Linked DNA regions of Mus musculus: region 2 is linked to region 1. The links are chromatin loops, found by intact Hi-C in ENCODE. Cell type or tissue: heart. All regions are shown on one strand. Links, peaks and the distances in the headings refer to the core of each region. The heading gives the core; the rest is flanking DNA. Region 1 overlaps Dlc1 (deleted in liver cancer 1). Region 2 holds the start of Dlc1 (deleted in liver cancer 1).

Evidence for each region. Peaks named below come from ENCODE experiments on the same cell type or tissue, not always from the same donor. Only the 100,000 strongest peaks of a DNase experiment are listed, where the experiment ranks them.
Region 2: a loop joins it to region 1, with 2.4 times the contacts of the local background. A loop is called at or near these places in 4 of 42 quality-filtered maps.

Annotation. Positions count from the first base shown.
Region 1 is chr8:36,610,655-36,618,989 of GRCm38, reverse strand. The region is part of intron 5 of Dlc1 (deleted in liver cancer 1); the gene reads left to right. Among named protein-coding and RNA genes, the nearest start is that of Trmt9b, 160 kb to the right of the region's middle. In heart, for the core only: CTCF peaks have their summits at 4,876, 6,119 and 6,321; DNase peaks (open chromatin) are centred at 4,919, 5,489, 6,099, 7,219 and 3 weaker places; H3K4me3 peaks cover 3,793 bases; H3K27ac peaks cover 5,659 bases.
Region 2 is chr8:36,947,495-36,955,829 of GRCm38, reverse strand. It overlaps Dlc1 (deleted in liver cancer 1), which reads left to right and starts at 3,388. Exons shown (of 18, transcript NM_001194940.2): 1 at 3,388-3,709. It overlaps Gm39166 (a long non-coding RNA gene), which reads right to left and starts at 1,090. Exons shown (of 3, transcript XR_870370.1): 1 at 443-1,090. In heart, for the core only: no CTCF peak of the experiment used is centred there; DNase peaks (open chromatin) are centred at 869, 2,659 and 3,369; H3K4me3 peaks cover 3,099 bases; H3K27ac peaks cover 2,630 bases.

The sequences.
Region 1 (8,335 bases), core at 176-8,175:
AGAAAAAGAAAGAATTCCACTGATCTCTGCAAGTTTGTCTGTCCCTACTTCACCCCCCAAGAAACTTCTCCAGATCCCCTCTTGACGCTCACCTTTATTTTACATTACCTTTGTCTGGCTTTAATAAAAACATGTTTGGATGACAGATGTCACATCCTAGGCTGATTCATACTTTGGTTTAAATGGCTACCCAAAAAGAGAATATTTCTATCATTTGTACAAGAACAGAGTCTCTCTGTACCCCTCATAATGTAAAGATGTTTCCAGAAGAATAAATTGGCCTTCCCCCCTATTCTGAATGTGAATTGTCTAAAAGTTATAATAACGGATCTAGCTGAACAGGGCAGCTACTTGTGGTAAATCTTTAAAAGTATAAACCTTTTAGCGCTTTTGTTTTGAAAGCATCTTAAAAAGTGAAATATCAGTTAGGGGAAGGAATCAGGAAGATCCCAAATTGGGGGTCACTAGAGCTAAAAAATAAATAAATAAATAAATAAATATTTCAGGACATCCATTGGGTTTCCAATTGAATTATGCCCCTTTAATTGAAAACCGCTAACATTATTTTCAATATTTTCCCTTTGTCATATTTCCTTTGAGCATTACAAATCAAAATTATTCTCCAGTCATTTCACAATGTTCCATTGAGCACAAATTGCATTACAACATTTTCCAAGCACAGAGGAGACCGCTGGTCCTAAGGGAGGCAAAGAAATTTCCAGAGATTATTTGGCTTCTATCACTAGACCAGAGGTTTAAACTAATTGCCCCAGGGATAAATGAAGCCCAAAGTTGAAATTGTTGTGGATAGCTTCAGATTTTTATTTTTATTTTTAAAATTCGTTTCTAGCATCTAAATGGTGGAAGCCTTGGCACTAACATACATAAACGGGAAAGGTGGTGTAGCTCAGCGGTGGAGAGCTTTCCTGGCATGCAGAAGCGGTTGGTTTGATTATCAGCATAGCAAAGAAGGCAAAGGAAAGGGAGACTGTGGGGAGGACAGAGCTTTTGACATTTTACCCAGTGCACTGGGGTTGTTCTGATAGCACATGCCAAACAGCGAGTACTGGACCAGCAGCCTTCTTCTCTCTGCCCTCCCCCTGCCCTCTCTTCTCTTAAGAATTATTTTGGCCAGGATTTAATGATGCATGTTATTAAAATACGGGGGAGGGGAGATATGTGGCAGTGTCCTCTGCAAACAGAGGCGTTAGACCTCCAGGAGGTGGGTTTACAGGTAGTTATGACCTGCCCTGCGTGGGTGCTAGGAACTCAGTTCAGGCTTTCTGTAAGAGCAGTGTGTGCTCTTAAAGGGCAAGATGTCTGTCTAGCTCCTGGCAGCTCTCCTCTCAGAGGGGCTCTGGGCAGCCCAGCTTGCACTGTCTCACTGAGGATTCCCTCAGTGGCTAGCATCACACAGGTGAGCCTTTCAGGTTGTGTTCCGTTTCTATCATGCAGTGGTGGGATGAAACCCAAGGGATGTCCTTGGACAACGTCAGTAATAGCTAAGTTCAATCATTAAGATAGAGCAGGAACCCATTATCATAGAGAATAGCTCTTCTAGTCTGCTACGCATTAGAGGAGCTAGCTATGAGGTTTTTTTTTCCTTAGTAATCCCACAGTCCTTAGGAAACAACCCTATATAGAGATTGCTGGATGCTGCTGTGGGTAGTCTCTGAGTAGATGATACTTGCCTCAGAGGTGAACGGCACAGGCCGTTATAAAGAGTCTTAATATTTTAAACCTTTGTAACTAGGAATTGATAATTTAATGACAACAACCTACCTCTACAAATACCTAATCTAATCTGTGGAGGAATCTTTTTTCTTTGTGTATGTGATGTATGTGTACATATGAGTTTGTGTGTACACCCACTGTCCGGAGGTCAGGGGTCAGTGGCAAGTGTCTTCCTCAGTTATTATCTCCCTTCCTGGGACCAGAACTCACTGATCTAGTTAGACTGGTTACATAACCAGCAAGCTCCAGTCTCTCCATGCTGTGGTTACTAAAACACTCCCCTTTTCTGGCTTTTGATCTGGATGCTGGGATCCTAAGCAGGTCTTCATATTTGCACAGAGTGACTTGGCCCTTTGAGCCATCTCCCCAGCTCTTGCAGGGGATATCTATTCTTAACGTATGAAAAACGCTTTCCGTGACCATGGAAAATGCTCCCCGCTGCACAGCGAAGCCTGCCTCTCAAGAGTCCAGTGCTTAAGATCAAATCTCAGTTCATGCGGCTCAGCAGACGAATGCAGTTTAAGGTCAGCTGCCCTAGACAGACAAATGAAGCCCGTGGTGAGGAGTGGAATGCTAAGTGAGCAGAAGCGGACTCTGAGCTGGCTTGGGGATCCTCCTTCATCCCCAAATGGCATTGTCTGTCCATACTCTTGATGGCTTCGCCAGCCCTCCCTTCCCCCAGCTAGCCAGGGCTCCTCTTGTACAAAAAGGTTACAGTTGAGGCTTTGTTCTGCTTTGCCTTCATTTCCTTCTGAACATTTGAGATAGGACTTTCTTGTTCAGATTTGACCTGCCATTTGATAAGACAGTGGGCTACCAATTCTACAGTTTCTGGTCCAGGGACTCAGATCGCCACTGATGGATAATGTTCAGGGCCAGGTGGCTTAGGCCCATGATCTCAGTTACCTGAGAGGCCCAGGCAGGAGAATCAGAAGCTTAAAGTCTGTTGAGGCTACCAAGTGAGTTCAAGGCCAGCCTAGGCAACTTATGGAGAAGGTTATAAAATACTGGAGAATCTATGAAGTAATTCAGTAGGTAAAGGCACTTGTCAACGCAACACAAGCTACAGTCATCCGAGAAACCACCTCCATCCGATTGGCTAGCCTGTGTGCATTCTTTTGACTGGTGATTGATACAGGAGGGCCCAAACCACTGTGGGCAGTGCCACTACCGGGCAGGTATCTTTGGACTATGTAATAAGGCAGGCTGAGCAAGCCATGGGCAAGCAAGGACACACCATTCGTCCATGGCCTCCACTTTAGTTCCTGCTTCTGTGTTCCTGCCTGTATTTCCTTTCTTGATGGACTGTAAGCTGCAAGGTGAAATAACACTTTCTTCCCCTTAGTTGGTTTTGTGTTTCTATCACAGCAACAGCGATACAAACCGAGACACCAGGCAGGCCTGATGACTTGAATTTGATCCTTCAAATTCATGTAAAAGTGGAGAGAATAAACATAAAATTGGCCTCAGACCTCCACACACACCGTAGCATGTGTGTGTGTCTGTATGCACATCACACACAACAACAACAATAACAATAATAGCAGCAGTAGTAATAGTAATAATAATAATTTTTAAATTGAAAGTAGGTGCTGGGGATAGGGGTGTAGCTCAGTGGAAGGGCATATGACTAGCTCTATCCTAAATTCTATGCCTAATCATGCAAAGAGAAAGTATTAGGAGGAAAAATAAATGTGTCTATACTGAACATAGACAAATCTACATAGTGCTTACAATGTATTTCATACTCTAAGAGTTATCAATACGATAATAATTATTTAAAAAGTATCTGGGAGAGTGTGCATAAGCTATATGCAAATTATATGCGACTTAGAATGAGGCCCTAGTGCATTCAGAGATGTGAGTACCAGGTGGGGATGCTAATTGTGGATGAGTCCACAGTTCCTCCAGCATCCACACTTCAGGCGGCAACTTCATCTTCTTGGGCTATCAAGGTCTTCACTTCCTGGGCCCTCAACAGTCCCTCATTTCCATTCACCCCCTTGCTTCCCAGTCTGTAGTCTCCTGGCAGGCAGGGGCCACATGCACCCTGCACTGCCTTTGGGTCTCCAGCATTTGCCTGCAGGTAAATACCCTGGCAACACCGATCTGCCTCAATGAGGCTGAATGTACCCTCCAAACTAAGGAATTCCAGTGTGGTAAGTTGGGGTACCATTGTTGTAAGAGGGGAGAGGCTTGTCTGTAAGCTAGCACATGACTATGAAATCAATCCATTTTCAAATCTAAGGGAATCTACTTTTCTATTTGTGTTTAGCCTGACGTAAGAATAAACTCAGCCCCAATTCTCCTGTTGCCTGTTGTAGTCTCTCAACAGACTACATGTTTTCCACCTATTTCTTTTGCTTATTGCAAAAGCTTCCCTGGGAAGAAGCCAACTCCAGGACAGGGCTATGGGTCCCTTTTGCTGGCTGTTGTATGCTCCAGAGGAGAAACCATTTTGCCCATAGTAAACACTCTCGGTGCTGAATGAATGCGTTTCCATCAGTTAAAGTAACACACACAAAAAGCACCAACTTACTCCAAGGTAAATTTTTATGAAAATTGATGTGGACTTTTAAACACCTTCCACTGATTATATTCTGTCCCAAGTTTCAAAAATGGGGCTTCTGATGACATAAGGAGCCGGCAACTAAGCTGCCGGAGAATCATTTGAGCCTGTGGGAAAAAAAAAATGATCAGCATCTGAGATCATAAACCTGCAGGCTAGGGCCAGTTCGTGAGCAATTCTAAGAGCTGTGACCATAGTACAAATACCAGTTAGAAATATACTGGATAGAGCTGCGCACGCGGTATACTGACTCTCCCCACGTGCTGGGGAAAGCTTCCACAGCTGTGTTTAATCCTCACAAACTCTTTACTCTTGCAGGCTTTAGCAAGAAATGGGTGCCCCCAAAGTCCCGATACTTCTTTTCCCTATTTTCTGACCAAGCGATCTATCTTTAACCTCCGCACTCCGCGCAAGTTTTTTTGTGATGCCAACTGGAATGAGAGGCTGCGCGTACACAAAACCACGCAAGAAAAGGCAGAGGGGAAATTGAGCACGAGGCCCGGATCTCTGCACTCAGCTAAAGCCTCCAAGCTTTTGCCTTTACCCCAGAGGCCAGTAGTTGGCGACTTTTAGGCGCTTCCCGCCGCCGCAAAAGTGCAGACCCTGGGAAAACATTCCAGGAAAGGGGGAAGGAGGCGTGGGGCGGGACCTGGGCGAGCTTTGGGCGGGGCCTGGTGTGCGGTGGGTGGAGTCAGAGCACAGCCCGAGGCCGCAACGTGAATCCCGCCCCCGGGGGCGGGCTCAGTAGGAAGGCGCGGCCCCTAGGGCGCGCAGAGAGCAGAGCACTTCAGCGTTTGGGTGGAGGGCGGTGCGCTCCAGCCTGAGCCATGGCTGTGCGTCCTCGCTGTTGGAGCCACGGCTCCCCAGCTCCGTGCCCCGCTCCCTGAGAGCGCTCCCTTCGCGGTGGCAATCTAAAACCCACGATTTTGCCCGAGCTGGGGCGAAGCGTAAGGAAGCTGCGAACCAGGATGTGCTGACGACCGCGAGAGGCTCGCGTCCCGGCTGCCACCGTGGGTCCCGACGTGGGATCCCGATTACTTCTGGCAGCCTCGACGTTCCCAGTGCGCTCCCGCCGCCCTGCGCCGACCTTAATGTGTAGAGACGAGCCGGACACCATGATCCTAACACGTAAGATGGACTTGTGCCTTGTTGTTGGACTAGTCTGGCTGGGGTCAACTGCTGAGGGGATCCGGGTGAGGAGGACTTGTCACGCTGCCCTGCCAAGTCCGTGTTGTGATTGTGTGTTTTGACACGCTTGCAGAGGAGGAGCCCCAGGCTTTCGTTAGTAGAACGTGTGTGCTTAAGCAGCTTGGGTCAGGGTTTGTTGGAGAGTTTAACACCGGGTCATGTCCCTTGACCATGTATTGCCTGGGGACTGGGGACTGGCGTCCGGGTGACTTAGACTCATACTATTCCTTCTGGCCTCGGGCCCCGAGGGGCGAGCAACCCCTTTTGGACTTCTTTTGGAGACTGTTCCATCTCTTCTTGCCACCCTACAAGTCTCAAATCAGCTTTGTCTTCTCCCTAAGAGTGCATTATTTAAGGGGCTGTGTAGACTTTAAGCTGTACTTCGGGAAAAAATGTTTCCTTAGCACTATTTAAGAGCTCTGTTCTTTTGTTGCGTTCGCCTGTTTTTTTTTTTTTTTTTAAACGCCGGGGATCTCTGAGCCTGGGCGGGCTAAGTAGGGGTTGCTCCTTAGCTACCCACAACCCCCGTTGCACGTGGGGTTCCAGCTAGGAACCCAGCGCTTTCCCGCTGTGTGGTTGGACGCGGTTCCTGAAAAACCCCACCAGATGCCCACGCCCTTGGCGAGGGAGAAAGAGTCCGTGGGCTGGGGAAAGGAAGGAAGCAAGACTCCAGGCCTGTGGCTTTTTTTTTTTTTTTTTTTTTTTTTGAGCGGCGACGGCGTCTTGGACTAATTCCCCACCCTGCGCCCCTGTCCCCTCCTCCAACGTCAGTAGCTGAGAGCCTTTGATCCTTCTTAAGGGTTGCTTCTAGAGCAATAGCCCACCCTGTTGGTGTGGTTTTCTGTCTCTGCGAGTCATTTCAGCGCATGGCCTCTGGTGCGAGGACTGAGGTTGGGGAAATGAACTCGGGACCAGCATCCCTCTTGATGCGCGACCCTGGGGAAGTGGCACATCCTCACTGTGCTGTCCCCAACCCTGAGTAGTAACTTTTGACACAAGTGGAAGTTGTGAGCATCAAATAGGTAAAGTACCTAGCGGGTGACGGATACTGAAGTTCACTCTGTTCGCAAATTATGCCAATAACTAAAAGAGAAACCCTGCCTAAGTCATTAATCAGCGCAGTAGAGGGGGAAGAAAAATATATCTCCCCATCCGGTTTTGCTTTCAATGAGGCTTTTTACACCCAATGTGGTCACCAATGGGCTCATTCTCTAGAGGCGAGAGGTGGTTTCAAGCTGTGGCTTGGTGATTCGGAGGAATGCAGCCTAGGCACGGGCCATCCATTACCAAAAGATTCGTGGGGGTGGCATATGTGACGCATTTGAGTAGGGGAAAAAAAAATCAGGCTCTGGAGAAGGCAGAATGCCCAGTCTCAAGTTACATTTTTTTTTAACCCTGCAGAAATCTGTTTTCTGAAGGGATGAGGGGAAATAATAGCCCAGTGGACTGCAGCCCCTCAAAATGTAAACCTATCAGCGGCTCTAAGAGGTTGACTAATTCTGCTTCCATCTGGACTGCAGGCTAGTCCTCTGCGGGATAATTTGCTGACCATAAGGGTGGAATTAATGGACTACCCGGTGCCATCTTGGCAAGCAGATTGCAGCAGATGGTCAGAGGGGTGCCCTGCGAGGCAGCAGCCCCCCTAACAGAAGAGCCAAAGTCCTGAGGAAGGACTGAGTGTCAAATGGTTAGCAGATGTGCCGTCAGAAGTTATTTCAAGACATTTCCTGAGAAAATGTTGGAGATCGCCTGTGTTCACTTTTATTGAGGCGTGCCAGACTTGCAGCAAAGCCCTAGCCTGGGTGCATAATTTTTTCATTAGTACTACTGTTCAGAGAGTTTCAAGCGAAGCAAGGCAGACAGACTTTCTCTCAAGCTGGGTTTTCTTCTTTTTCCCTCAGAGTTTGCTTTTGACAAATTGCCTTTACTTTCTTCTGAGCCAAATGACACCAAAAGCCCAGGAATAAGGCGCTGACTTTTCCCCAAGTCATAGAGCCTGCAATCTAGACATGTGGTCTCCAGCTTAGGTCTTTGCCCTAGAGTGGATGAAGGCTGCTCTCAGTCACTTGTATTCTAAGTTCCCCTATTTATTTATTTATTTATTTATTTTATTTATTTATTTTTTTTTTGGTAGCTCTAATGCTCACCACTTTCCAAAGAGTGAAGAGGATGGTAAACCATTTCAGATTTCAGTATGCTGAAGCAACCCAAGGAGTTTTCTTTAATTGTGGAATACATGCAAGACAGTTTGCCCTTCGGCCTTATTGTGGTTAAAAGAACAAAGACCAATAGAACAGGCCAATAGATGTGTTATGACCGCAGCAAGCTATTACTAAATCAAGTGGCTTCTAAGCTGTCTGGTACTCCAGCTCCTATTGGTAGAAGCGATGTGGGGCTTAAAGGGGAAAGAGGAGACTCATGCAAGATACTTCCAATCTGAGGCTCGGTGAGGAGGCTCCAAGAGGTGGCTTCAAATACAAAAATTAGTACTTGGGTTTTCCTGGGTGTCCCTGTGGAGATCTTAAAAGCATGATGCAATGTTTAAATGAGAGGGGTATTTTTATGACCTAACCGAGTAAATACTCAATTTGGAAATATTCAAGGGAGGGTGGTTTGGTCCAGAAGAGCTGGGGGCATCCAGAGTACAGTGAGTGAACTAAATGGGACTCTTTTGAAGAGAGCCTTGTTCTGCACAGGATGGGCCAGTATTGTAAACACAAGTTTCTCATGCCTAACTCCCTTTCCTAGCAACAGGAAGACGGAAATGAGGCCATGCAAAAAAAAAAAAAAAAAAAAAAAAAAAAGAGTCCTAAAGGGCTCCAGACAATACTTGATCCACCCTGT
Region 2 (8,335 bases), core at 92-8,091, 340 kb before region 1:
CTGCTGTTAACTGGAGAACCAGATGTAGTCCTTCCTGAAAGTCTGTTTTCAAGTTCTAGTGGCCTCTGTGTCCTGTCTTACAACTAATCTAGTATAGAGAGCAGAACAAGCACTTAGGAGAGTGAAGCATTTAGATTTGCAAACAGAAAGGGGACAGGTATTTTAAATCTCTTCTATAAGCCCGAGACGGTGCTGAGGCCTTAGGAAATTACCTCATTGTCTTTACACATTTGCAAAAGTCTTCATCAAAACCTAGGTCCTGGATTTGTTTAGTGTCTGGCTACTAAGGATAAAAAATAAATGGGATTAAATATTTGTCAATTACTGATGTAATTCTAATATAAATGTCGGTGTCAGGAAGAGTGGAGACAACTAAGGCATCCCACTGATGTAGCTGAGCAGTGTTGGAAGTGTTCTCAATGTGCAGAGAAACAGAGCGTACCTTGGTGATGGCATCGCTGGGATGATGGAATTCCTAAGGAAGTTGACCAAGAAGCACCAATAGAGTGCTCTTGAGACACTGAAAAGCCAACACCTAGCATCATGGGAGCAGAGGCAGAGATAGATGAAGACAGAGAGACACACAGGAAAGCTCTTCTAGCCATTCTCATTTGTCTCTGCTCCAGGATTTTCCTTAAAGAAACAAATACACACACATAAATACATGCACACATAAATAAACATCCTGTTCTCCAATTTGTGAGTTGTGCGCAATCCGGCTATTTTTAAAGGAAGAGCTGAAACACAGAACATTTAAGAGCTCTTCTAGTTTCACACACTGATTAGTGGCCGTCAAGGGAGACAGTTAATGCAGATAAACTAAAGCTCGAAACATAGAAGAACTGGGCTCCAGTGTAGACTTGGCCACTTTCCACCACTTGGCTGGGAGAAAACTATTTCCTAGTACTTTATTTGTAAAAATAAAAGTACAAGGAATGCTGGGAAAAGCAGTGACAACGCAAGGATTTGAATACGAGGATAAATAGACTTTAAATAATGAATGACTGATGGGCTGGGCTTGCAGCTCATAGGTAGAGCCCTTGCCTACTGTAAGGTCCTGGGTGCAACCCTTAGGACCAGAAAAATAAGTGGCACCAAGGAAGGAATGTATGAATGGGCTTTAAATTTTTAATTTAGATTTAAATAATCTAAATAATCATATTTTTAACTTGTATGATTTTCCATCTCAAATTTTAAGTCTTTCTGTCAACATATTATATTTGAGAATAAATCCATGGGGTGGGTTCATTATTCCCATTTTGGCTCTATTTTGTATGTGTGCCTTTGTGAGGTGTGTGTGTGTGTGTGTGTGTGTGTGTGTGTGTGTGTGTGTGTTTATGTACATATATGTTCTAGGACAACCTTTGAGTCATTGCTCTGGTGCCATTTTTCTTTATTTAATCAAACTTTCTCGGGACTCGAACTCATTAAGTAGGGCTAGCCAGTGAGCTCTCAGAATTCAGCTGCCTCACCTGTGCTGATATTACAGGCATGCATCGCCATACTCAACTATTTTTAGGTGGGTTCTGGATTTTGCACTCAGAACCTTGAATCACTCAATGTGGTAAGCACTTTAGTGACTGGGATATCTCTGCAAAAAAGAAAAAAATTATTATTGGCATGGTCTTTCTATGAAGACTAAGCTAAACTTGTACTCCTGTCTCCCAAGAGCTGGGGTTCCAGACCTTTGTCCCCATGGCAAGCCCTGCTAGTATGTTTATGTTAGAATCATCTCATGTTTCAGCTTGTGCATGGCTTAAACCTGTTTTTCCTATTTGACTTTTGTCTAAATTGTGTTTTCTGAGCTATGTCAGTTGTCCAGTGAAAAAAGATGCAGTAGCTCTAACATCATACTTGGTCAAGTTATCACCTACACGGTGTTGTCAAGGAAAAGTAAAAGATGGCCATTATGATACTGGAAGACCTGCATGCATTTGTAGAAATTAAGACCACCTGAGAATATATATAAACAATGAAAAACCACTTAGCGTTCAGATAAGAGGACAGCTGTTGAGACATGCAGGCTTAATTTCTCCTGCATCTCATTATGTGGTTTTATACTTATTTCTTACTTGGATATTGGAATTATTCTTAAATTTTATATTATTGACAAGCTAAAATTGTACAACCCTCACACAGAGTCAATAATTAGATTCATCGAATTCCTAATCATTTTTTAAAGGACTAGTTAAGTCACCTAGAGCTATAGAATGAACTCTTTTAATGTAACTAAAATGAAAGGGAACGATTACTGAGTAGTTTCAACCAAATAAGATAAATGGACAGATGTTGTTTCCCGTTTCTCTGGTGTAAACAAGGAAGCTATCCCACTGGCCTGGCCACAAACCTACATGTCCCAAGGCCACTGTCCGTCTTACCCTTGCACTTTCCCTGAGGGAGAACTCTGGGTCATAAAAGAGACTCTGTATGAATTCTTTCCAGAAATGATTTGAGCTCTGCATTTGTGACATCTTATTATAAGACAAGCTAACATCTATTATTAATTGATGCACTAATTAAAGCCATATTCGCAGTTTCCATTAGCTTATTCCCTAAATTCTCCAGAGTTGGCTGTCTGGTTTTAATCAAAACCAAATGGTAGTCCTAGCTCCCAGGCCGGAGCAGCTAGGAGGAAGTCACGCAGTGGAGGCACAAAAGCAGAAAAGATAAACAGATGAGAGTTCACAAGCTGTCTGGGGAAGGAGGCATACACTCTGCTAGCCACTTTAGAGATGTGATTGAGAGACTCGGCCATGCTGGAGGAAGCATCGCAAGTGTTTTATGTCAGCAGGACTTCTAACTTGATCAAGATGGAGTCTGCCTTCTCCAGCCTTTCCAGCCTTTGCAGCCGTGGTTGTCTGTAACTGGAGGATCCCTTACTGGAGGTAAGGAGGCTTCACGTGCTGTAACACAAACCACTGTGTTCTGTTCAGAATTCTGGGGATGAGAGAGAGAGAAGAAAATTCTCTGTTTCCTCGATTCTCGGAATTTTACTTACAGATTTTTTTTCCTTCCCCAAGTCCAGGATTTAAATTTTGAAGTTATTTTTTAAGGTTCTAAACTTTAGAAGAATTACGGTATTAAAAGGCTCAGACTTCATCTGTCTTAGAAAACTTTTGAAATGAGAATTAGGAGAAGTGTTCTCCATTTAACACAGTAGAAAGTAACACTGTGCAGAGGGGAGAGCTGCACTCTCTTCCTTCCTTGTTTTCCACGAGCCCTGTGGGATAGGAAGGACTCTAGGACTTTCTGACGCTAACTAATCATCTCAAGAGCTTTGACAAACTCACTTTGGTTCTGTGTAAAATCAGAGCTTCAACGCCCAGGCGGCTCTGCTCAGCCCCTCCCCTCCGGCTTCGTGCAGGCTTTCTCACATGCAAACTTCTCGGAGGCAGGAAATACTTTGCAGGCAATCTGGGCCTGCTGGTGGAGGCCCCTCTCTCGCAAAACATCAGTCTGCATTTAGAGGACAGAAGTCACTAGGAACGCCTTGACAGGATCCGGCGTTAGCTGAGGCTCTCTCCAGCTGCAGAGGGGGTTTTTTGTTAGAATCACACACTGCGTTAAGGAGAACTGCTCAGAATAGAGCCGTGACCTCAGCCAGCAATGTGAACTTAGATTTTTTGGAGCCGCTAACCGGGACAGACTCCTCTCCTAGCCTGGCTGGAATAGCATCATGCCTTGGCGGTAACAGCAACTCCTGGTCCAGGTAAGAGGCTGCTGCTGCGACTGTCATGTAGGAGACAGAGCTGGAAAACCTTGCCATCTTCAGCCAGCTGTTGACTGCTTTCAGAGCTGAGCCCTGAAAAGCAGAAGGGGGAAAACTGTGTAGTCAGTAGACAGCGGGGAGTCAAAATCTTTTGAGCAAAATGTCATTTCTAAAATATGTTCCACGTAGCTCGAGTCTCTTTCCCCATGCAGAAATGTTTTCTTCTGATTTCTTTTTATTCTTAACTTACTGACCAATCCATCTGTAACGCGCCGCTGCTGATAGGTGTAGCATATCTGGGGGCCAATGAATCTTCTCAGATTGAAGTGTGAAACTTTAGAAACTCCTTTCTCCTCTCTGTTTTCCCAACAAAAAGAGGACATAACATTATAACGTTTTTTCTTAGTAATGTGCTTTCAAACAATAATCAGCGTCTTACTGAAAACTCTGAAAATCAAATTCTCTAGTATTTCCAGCTAGTTTCAGTCACTTACCCTGTTACTAACACACAACGTAAATTGTTATTTTAAGAGAAGTAATGACATACAAGTTTACAGGTTATTTCTGTCTCTGCACATTTAATTTCAGTTTGGGAACATAAGTGTCAGAATCGGGTTTTGTTAACATTAAACTTGGATTCGCCGCTCAGATCTCATGTTGTATGAACACTCCGTGTTGCTGAAGCAAATCTGTACAATCACATCAGTCATGGGAGAATCTAGCTGACCATTCATTCGTATTTTCTGTCATCGTCAAGTCAAATAGTCACCATGCTTCAGCCTTCTAAATTGTCTTAATGGTTAAATGTGTGGTCCCGGAGTAAATAAATGTAGCAATGGCTGATATAACCCAGAGTTACAATAACAAAGATGATGTTATATTTAGAAGGAAATTATTTTTGGAAAATTGTATGGAATAGTATGCAAAGATATTATGCCTATCTCCAAATCTGTGAACCAAACACAAAATGCAGTAAGTGAAGGATGGATAACAGGTTTGCCAGTAGGATCATAAGAAACCAATAAGGATGTTAATCATAAACTTCTATAAAGGACAAGATGACCATTTGGTGTGTTAGCTAATAGAATTTTTAATTTCTAGCCTAGAGTGATTTATATTGATGCTTTGATGTTGTTGCTAACAATTTAAACTTTGTTAAGCTTTTAAAAATGAGAAAAAGCAGATTTTACTATGTAGGAAGTGAAATTCTGTGGCTTTAGGAGAGCAATTGCCTACTATGTGCAATATAGTCTGAAATATTTTACAAAACGACCAAGTAGAATTTTCCTTTCAGGGAAAGAAAGAGCATTAAAATATCACTCTCTGGTGTTGTCAGGGATCACCAATGAGGAAGCTAAAGAATAGCATTCAAAAGTGTACTGTCCAAGGTCACACAGCTGGCTAGGACACTAGATGACAAGGGAACCATAGTCCCCTGCCTCATGTGTTATGGGCTTTGTACCACAGACCTTACTCTCAAACAATAACTATGCACAACAAAGTATCATTGTGTCCACCTACAGGAGGCCAACTTTCAAAAAGGAAATTAGAATTCTCCTTCTCTGAAAAGAAAATCAACCTTTCTGATTAACACCGTTTTCTCAATGGCTAAGATTTCTTAAAAGGATTCATTAGGCTCTCATCTCAGACTTTAAAGTAGTTGCTTTTTTTTTTTAATGACTATTTTGCTAAATCTTATTCTCATGTCAAGCCAGCCAACCTATATGCTATAATGAGTCATTTAAATAACTCATTTAAAACCAGTGTGTCTTTCAAGAAAATGACCTAATGAGGAACTTGCCCCTTTCATAACCTTATACTCAACTGGCACAGTAAAAACGTTATCCCTACCAATGACCTTCAGGTGTAATTTTAAGACCCTCACTTATAATTGCCTCAAGACTCTCAACAATCTCTCTATTATCTCAGTTAGATATTTCTGCCCCCTATTTCCAATTCTAAGAGCCAAGAGGCTCCATAAGAAAATGCAAGTGTGTGCATTCTACATTTTTTTCCACCTTTAGTCCACACATATACTCTATGGTCTCAATAATATTCTCTAGTACAGTGGTTCTCAACCTTCCTAATGCTGGGACCCTTTAAGAGTTTCTCATGTTGTGATGACTCCCAGCCATAAAATTAATTTGTTTCTACTTCATAACTGTAATTTTGCCACAGTTATAACTACTAATACAAATATCTAATATGAAAGAGATTTGGAAATAGGCATACTATCTTTGTATACTATTCCATACAATTTTCCAAAAATATGACCCCACTTCCAAAGGGGTCACGCCCCACAGGTTGAGAACACATGCTCTAGTCACATACTAGGTACCTCTTTTGCATTATGTAAGGACTGACCAGGGAGACTTCAAATGAAGGGTTGGCTAGATCCTCTGTAGCATACATCCTTTCCTACGCTGCAGTGTGCTTTCCAGGCAAAAGATTTTCCCCAAAAGGCTAATGTGTTCTGTTTCTAACAGTTGTCCTTGCCTTAGATCAGGGCTTCTCAACCTTCCTAATACTGTGACCCTTTAATGCAGCCCCTCGTGTTGTGGTGACCCCCAATCATAAACTTACCTGTTACTGCTCTGTAATTTTGCTACAAGTGTGAATTGTAATGTAAATAGCTGACATGCAGAATATCTGATAGGCGATTGCTATGAAACAGTCATTCTGAGGTCAACACCCACAGATTGAGAGTCACTGTGCTGTGGGGCTGTCTGAATTTTAATTTGGAGGATTCCTAATGTTGACACCTATAGCGCTCAAACCTCTCTCCCATGGCCATCACACTGCGCTGCAAAAGACTGGGTACCTAGCCTCATGCTCACTGGGATGCATTGCACAGTGAAGAATGTCTCCATTCTGAAGGGAGTTCTTATTGACAGAAAGGAGGCTGCCCTAACCCCTTTCAAACCTTTGCATACCATACACCACACTGCCTGTTTCTGGGATGAGCTTAAACTTATTTACTGACAAGTGGATTCCTGGGCGTATAATGGGTCTAAAGCAGTCATTTCTGAGCTCTCATCTGTTTTTATTTGTTCCTTCTTGGAAAGTGAAAAAATTTCTATTGCCTTGCAATGAAAGCTACCCTTTTAAACCATTTACTATTAGGATGTTTCGGGCAATAGCTGACATGTAATTGATTCATAAGATTTTGTTTAAGCAAAGTCAATAAATACAAACAGGTCTGTATGGGAGTGGGTTTCTTGGAGCCAAAATTAAACCAAAAAAGCCTCCAGAGAAATGTCCTCCTTGATCAGCTTTGAGATGTTAAGGAGTTTGCTACTATGGATCTTCTCTGGTTTTCAACTAGCTTAAGGGTTTGGGGAAGTGCGTAGACTTAGTTTTCCAAGAAGTGTTTTTAAAAAAGAAAACAAAAAAAATGAAGTCAAATTATAGACACTGAAAGCTTCGTAAAAGAAAATTGATTTAATTCGATGGAGAAAAAAGTGTTTAGATACACGACCTTGAAAACGTTGACAGGGAAGCCCATGGAAAATGAGATTTCTAACTAGGAAGCAATAGAGATTCATCATAAGAACCCTCCCATTAGCTGAGGTGAACGTGTAGAAACGAGAGCAGTTCGCTGCACCTCTCAAGCAGTTCTATTGGATTGGAATCCCAGAGCATCTGAGCAATGCAATTCAGGTAAATTAGAGAGAGAACTGAAATGGAAGTAGCAAAAGTGGGAAGAGGAAAGAGCAAGCTTAGCAAGTTCCTTTCCTTCCCAGCATCTAAATGCACCTCCAGCCCATCAAGAATTACCAATACCTGTTTGTCAGTACATTGTGGAATGAACGGGAGCGAAGGGGACAGAAATAAAGAAAAGAACAGGGCTGCAGAATGTTAATATGTGAGAGCCGGACTTTGACTCTACTCTCTGGACGTCCCAAAATGATAGACTAATACTTGTTAAAGAGGAAGAAAAATAAGTGGTTGGCAGAAGCCATCAGAAGCTGGGGTCGGAGGTTAACAACACTCTTGTAAGATGACATTACAATTCCCTAAGAACCAGAAGAACCAGCTTCCAGAAATAGTTAGAAATGAAAGCTTCCGTGAGGCAGCACGAGGGGAGCTGGTGGCTGTCCCATCTTACACAGGACTGAATACTGAAGGAAGCCTAAAGCATTCAGAGCTCTGACTGATTCCATCGCTGCTACTCAATGCTCCCCGATTTGAGTCAGCCTGACTTGAATTTTGATGCACCACATCCATACTGAAACAGCAAGGGAGATTCCAGTTCATACCAGGCTCTGGTTCTGCAGTTAATATCAGCTGGAGGTGTCTTCATGAAATCATCTCTTCCTGCTCTCCCTTGCCCCACACCTCCATCCCTGCGCATCCGGTGAGTGCCTGAAATGTGCCTTCGATTAAGCACCCTTTCCATTCTTTTAAATCATGCTACATTAATGCATTATTGTGTTCTTGTCAACTTTTCATTGTAGGAATGGGGAAAGCAAGATTCAAATGATTTAAAAAACAACTGAGATTTCCAGGGGGGAAATATGCCTTAACAAATATCTTGCCTATACACACACACACACACACAGAGAGAGAGAGAGAGAGAGAGAGAGAGAGAGAGAGAGAGAGAGAGAGAGATCCTTGTTTACTCAA